Regions from separate parts of the Homo sapiens genome. Here region 2 is linked to region 1. A link is a contact called in ENCODE Hi-C data. All regions are on one chromosome and are shown on one strand. Each heading gives the region's core, a stretch centred on a gene start or an enhancer-like site at or near the end of the contact. The rest is flanking DNA. Distances are from core to core; before and after follow the strand shown.

Region 1 (3,070 bases), core at 408-2,907:
GCCTTATAGAGTAGATTTCTTATGCAACAATATAAAAATAAGAAATTAAATCTGGGAACGAGACTTAATTCTCCAACATGATTTTGTTTTGAAGTTCAGCCTCTTCAATGAGATGCAGGTATGGGGGAAGGGCTCCATTTAAAGAGCCCAAATTCCTATCTGTTACTTCAGATATCAGGTCAGATTAGTACTTTTAGAAAGTTTAACAGACCCCTTTGATGCAACAGGAAAGAAAAACAAGCTCTCTAAGCAGGAAAATTCAGGACATCCTTTTTCTTAGTTTTACGTGATGCAGTGAGTCACTTAGAGACTCTCAGGAAAATAAGCCCAGGATGGCCATCAAGATTAGGGAACATACTGGCCCAAACAGCTGCAGAGCAAGTAGCTTCTCTGTCCCTGGTTCCCATCCTCCTAGTGTTTTCTCTTTAGGGCCAAGTGCTGTAAGAGAGAAAAGAACAAGATGACAAGGTCAAGACAGCCTCTTTGTAATCCTTCTCAAATCACCGAGAAACAAATCAACCACGATTGTATGCATTTTGATGTGACAGGGAAATAAAGTAAGGTAGAATATTGTGGAGGTTTGGGGGGCAACTTTGACCAAAGATTCTCAAGTTCATCTCACTCTCTTGGGTTAAAAAAGCATGTGAAGCCAGAAGTTTGAGACCAGCCTGACCAACATGGAGAAACCCCATCTCCACTAAAAATACAAAAATTAGCCGGGCGTGGTGGCACATGCCTGTAACCCCAGCTACTTGGGAGGCCAAGGCAAGAGAATTGCTTGAACCCGGGAGGCAGAGGTTGCAGTGAGCCGAGATCGCGCCACTGCACTCCAGCCTGGGTGACAGAGTGAAACATTGTCTCAAAAAAAAAAAAAATTCAGAAAGCAAAATTTCTTGCCCCTGTAAATTCACACTTCAATAGAAAACTATTGCCTGTAGTACGTGCTTTCAGGCGTTATCTGATTCTGATTCTACTGGAGCTATTTGCCACTCCCTAAGTTGTAGGTCACTGATAGATATGCAAATCCTGTCCTATCTGGTTCAATTGACTTCCTTCCCCCTGTGTGTGTGGCGGCGGGGGCGGGGTGGGGGGCAATAAACAGTTTGCTTCCATTTGCAATTCATCTCTAAATTCCTTTACTCCACATAAATTGGGGCTGTTTCTTTTTTAAACCAGTTATAACATCTGCCTGGCTCTCTCAGTTATGTAAGTAAAATAAAGTCTTTAACACATGTTCGTTTTTATATCTGTATAACGGTCACGATTTTACCTCTTTCTGGAAATTACCTTTTAACACCCTTGTGAGATTTCTTTCTTAGGTAGCAGCAGCAGGAGACCTGGTGGAGGACCTTCAGTCTAGAGAAGACCAGTACCAGGCCATCCGGTCTATAGGTAAAGAGCAGATGCCTCCCACAGAGCTGTGCTCCACAGAAGAAACAAAGGGGCTCTTCGAAAGGGACATGTCCCTTCTCCCACCTGCCTCCCTTCCAACCTCCCAAATTAACACCACCATCTAAAACAAGAATTTGGTCACCTTTCGGAAGGCATCTTTCCCGTTTTAGAAGGGGTTACTTCTGGATCCTCTCTCAACTTGCTGGTTTCCCACGCTCTCGACTTGCAGTTTCACCCAGTGGGCAGGGCTGGGTTTCTGTTAGCCTGGCTGCAACCTCCTGCGCCCTGCCAACACACAATGATCAGTGGCATTCCTGGAATTCCTGACATAGCAGAGAAGCCAGGCTTGGCCCTGCAAATGCCCTTGAACTGCAGTTCTGACCCCAGTGGGGCATTTTATCTTTTATTCACAGCCAGAGGTTAGGACCTATTTATGTAAATCCTCTGCCAAGGGTCGATTCATCTTGACCCCCTGGTTTTCATTTCTCTAATTGTCCCAGGTATTTTTTAGACCCCTTGGAAACTCTTCATTCAGTGAAAAACCTTGGGGTCAGTAAGAATGCGGTAACAAAGGAAAGGGGGTGGGGGCCTGGAAGAGTTGAGGAGGCTTCCTTTGAAGTGTTGTAAAGAAGCTTTCAGAGGCCACCCAGTTTACAAAGTAAAAACAGCAATGACCTCATGCACCCCATTTTATTCACGGAAAATAAGCTTTCTTGAAATGGTGTCTTCACCTAAGAAGTTTCTTAGAGCATGCATTGTTCAATTTTGTTTCCTAAAGCACACATTGTCCAATCTCAGTGGTGGTAAGGGGTTGGGGAAGGAGCTGTCAGAATTGCGGGCCTTTGGGCAGGTGGTGGCTCCTCAGACAATTGTTCCCACTTAATGGGCCCAGGATCCCTCCCAGATTTGCATTTTAAAAGGGGGCACTGCCTCCCCAATAGTGAGAAAATACTTGATCCCTGAGAATTGACCCAGGTGACAGAAATTTCAGGCCACATGGAAAGCCAGCAGGGGAGATACTTGGAGGTCAGCAGGGCTTTTGGAGGCCTTCAAATAATTCTTGATTGAGGGCCTTGTGCTCTAACCTCCAACTCACAGTAATAAAGGGAAGGAATTGCTTGGAAAACAGCCCAACTGTTTTACAACCCTAACAGCAAATTTTACTTTTTCACTAACTGAATTTTCATGTACGTTTTAAGCCAGTTGGATTTTTTTAATGCTCTATTTTCAATAGAAAGATGGGGGAAAAAAATCTTCTCTTAAAAAACTATTTTTCTTCATTTTCTGTCAACTTTTTATTACGAAAAACTTCAAACATGCAGAAAAGTTGAAAGAATAGCACAATGAAAACCCCTATACCCACCATTGAAATTTGACAAATGTTAACCTTCTGGTATATTTGCTTTATCTATATACACAGCTATATATACAGATTTGCTTCATGAATATATACTTTTTTTTTTGCTGATCTATTTAAAAGTAAATTAAATTAAAAGTGACATCATGACACTTCATCCCAAATACTTCAGCTTGCATCATTCTAATATAAGTTAATTCTCTTATATAACTATTGTACAATGATTACCTCTAAGAAAATCGACAGTAATTGCCTAATACCACCTAACTCTCAGAATACCCAGTCCACATTCAAATCTCCTCAACCTGTACTATGTCTTGT
Region 2 (3,070 bases), core at 406-2,905, 48 kb before region 1:
AGGCTGTACTAAAAATGAAAAAATTAGCTGGGTGTGGTGGCCCACGTCTATAATCCTAGCTACTCGGGAGACTGAGGCATGAGAATCGCTTGAACCCAGGAGGCGGAGGTTGCAGTGAGCCGAGATCACGCCACTGCACTCCAGCCTGGGCAACAGAGTGAGACTCCGTCTCAAAAAAAAAAAAAAATTAGAAAGTAATGATGTTCTAAGAAACACAGACAAGAGACCCCATTATATCCTATCTTACCCTTCTTGCTTTCCTTTATTAGCCAACCACTTTCTCTGAAAATGATGGTATAAAAGGAAACAGAAAATAGGCCAACTCATAGTTCCTTTTCCTTTCAGTTTAACCTTATTCATCAGTAAGCCAAAGGTAGGGAGTGTTGGTAGCATGTGTGCATATCAAGATGTGAAATAAAAGTATTTGGCTTTGTTCTGTGTAGTGTTTTCCACTGTTCTGGTAAGAATGAAATACATATCCGTGTGACCTACAAAATACTAATTGCATAATTTTGGTGATTCTGCATATGGGTTAAATGCTCTTATATTTTGATTTAAAAGTAGCACTGGGTAACATAAAAATAAATGACCCAATTCATGCTAATAATTCAAATTTTTAACTTTTCTTTACTTAGAACCACATTAGCAAATAAAAGACATAATGACTAGTTGTGAAAAAGAGATCACGGAAGAAAGGATAAAGCTTCACATTTTATTACCGCTAATGTACTTTGTTACTGCGTTTTGAACAAGGAGTCCTGCATTTTTATTTTGCACTGGGCCCTGCAATTTATGTAATTGGAGATTGCCTTGATATCTGCATTTGTGGTTTTCAAAAAGTCTGCCACTTCACAAGCCCACACTTTATGTTGGAGTCATTGTGTGGGTGTAAATTGTGTGAGTAGGTGTGTGTTAGCAGGGTTGGAGTGAGGAGGGGAAAGCGCTGGAGAGCAGGCGACAGTGGCAAGACCAAATTAAGAGCACACAGATTTCAGAAAAGGAAGTGGTCATTGGATTCTCTGAAGGGCTCACAGTATTAAAGTCACAGGAACAATGCTGAGATATTATCATGTTAAATTTTCCAAGTCAAATGGTGAAGAGATGGAGGTCGGGGGAGGAGTTTCAGCTTCACCATGGCAGCAAAAAGGTTTTCAGAAGCCTGCGTGAAGCAGTTCTCTCTCAGAACTAAATGTACAGAATGTAAAAGACAACCAGAATTGGTTGTAAATGTCATTTGTTGTGAGATGGAAAGTAATCTCAAGATTTTTCCCATATTTAACCCTTGGCATTTTTGTGAAAAAGAGTTGCTGCCTCCCAGTGCCCATGCAGTGAATGTTTTCAAACATACCACCTCTCATTGCATAAAATGAGGTTTGGATTATTTTATCCCTATTTCTTAACATCTACTTGAGGAGCTCAAGCATTTAATATATATTATCCTGCAATAAGTAAAAAATATTTTGAAGATACAAAATTGTGGCTCAGTAAAATTGAGTAGTTTGCTCAATGTCACACAAAAGGCTGAAGAAGAACCCAAATCTTTTGCTTCTTGATATAATGAATGGGATGCTGGATCCTATTCCCTTACTCTGTAAAGACAGAACATGATTTTCTAATTTGGTGTTGGTTATGTGCTTTTGTGGGCAGGAAGGAATGATGAATCATTTTAGACTAAGAGCTACTTCCGGTATTGTTAAGGTCAGCTGATTAGACATTTTAGTTTCACCTCCCACCATAATTATCTTTTGCCATGTAATATAACATAGTCATCGATTCTATGACTCAGACATATTTGGGGAGCCATTATTATGCCTACAGCGTACATCAATCAAAAATGGAGAAATATACAACTCAACAATAAAGTTTTAGACTTCAATATTGGGCTCTCAATAATTGATAGAATGATTAGACAGAAAATCAGCCAGGATATATAAGACTTCTGTGCCTTATATGTATTTCTATACATATATCAAACAACTTGACCTAACTAACATCTATATAACACTCCACCAAACAACATAATACACACATACATATTCTTGCTTTGTGCAAGACCAACTGAGATTTATCCCAGGAATGCAAAGTTAGTTTAAAGCCAAAATTCAATTATCATAATAGATACAGAACAGGCATTTCACAAAATTCAATACCTTTTTATGATAAAAACGCTCAACAAAGTTGTAGTAGAAGGGAACTTCCTCAATCTGAGAAAGGGCATCTATGAAACACCTACAGTTACCATCGTCATCCTATTTCATGGTGAAAGACTGAATGCTTTTCCCCCAAAATCAGAAACAAGGAAAGGGTGTCCATCTCACCAATTCTACTCCACATTGCACTGGAGGTCTGGCCAGTACATAATTAATCATGTAATTAAAAAGAAGTAGAAAGCATTCAGCTAGAACGGAAGAAGTAAAACTTCACAAATGATCTAATCCTGTTTATAGAAAATCCTAAGGAGCTCCTGAAACACTTATTAGAACTGATAAACAAGTTCAGCGAGGTTGCAAAAGACGATACCAATATATGAAGATCAATTGTATTTATAGATGTATATATAAAGAATGAACAATCCAAAAGTGAAATTAAGAAAATAATTCCATCCAAAAGATTACCAAAAAGAATAAAAATTTTGGAATACATTTAACAAAAGAATTGCAAGACATATGCAATGAAAATTATAAAACATTGTTGAGGGAAATTAAAGAAAATTTAAATAAATGGAGAAGGTCCATGTTCATGAATTGGAAAAATTCTTATTCTTAAAATGGCAATTATTCCAAATTAATCAGTAGATTCAGTGCAGTCCCCATCAAAATTCCATAAGCCTTTCTCTTTCTCTCAATTTCTCTCACAAAAATTCATGAGCTGATCCTAAAATTTGTATGAAAAACCAAAAGACACAGAAGAGCTAAAATGATTTTTTAATAGAAATGTCGTGGACTTTCACTTTGCAATTTTAAAAACTTACTATAAAGCTATAGCAATCAAGACAAATCAAAAAATAAACAATAAGAAATGTTGGCAAGGATGTGGATAAACAAGAACTTTCATTTCCAAAGTGGTGTAG

Evidence for each region. A loop is a pair of places that touch in the nucleus more often than their neighbours do. Pooled maps may share reads with other maps.
Region 2: a loop to region 1 is called in a pooled map, with 4 times the contacts of the local background. The contact joins the enhancer-like site here to the promoter of LINC01186 in region 1. A Hi-C loop is called at or near these places in 3 of 168 maps with a recorded cell type or tissue (CD8-positive, alpha-beta T cell, PC-9 and naive thymus-derived CD4-positive, alpha-beta T cell) and 11 of 50 pooled maps.

The regions. Positions count from the first base shown.
Region 1 is chrX:46,326,017-46,329,086 of GRCh38, forward strand. LINC01186 (long intergenic non-protein coding RNA 1186) reads right to left here and starts at 1,658. Exons shown (of 2, transcript NR_110388.1): 1 at 1,535-1,658; 2 at 1-438. RefSeq lists an enhancer at 930-2,129.
Region 2 is chrX:46,278,421-46,281,490 of GRCh38, forward strand. No RefSeq gene overlaps it. Among named protein-coding and RNA genes, the nearest start is that of LINC01186, 48 kb to the right of the region's middle. Within about 2 kb of position 1,656, at least 2 of the 41 ENCODE cell types and tissues checked have a DNase peak (open chromatin) inside an H3K27ac peak, as active enhancers do.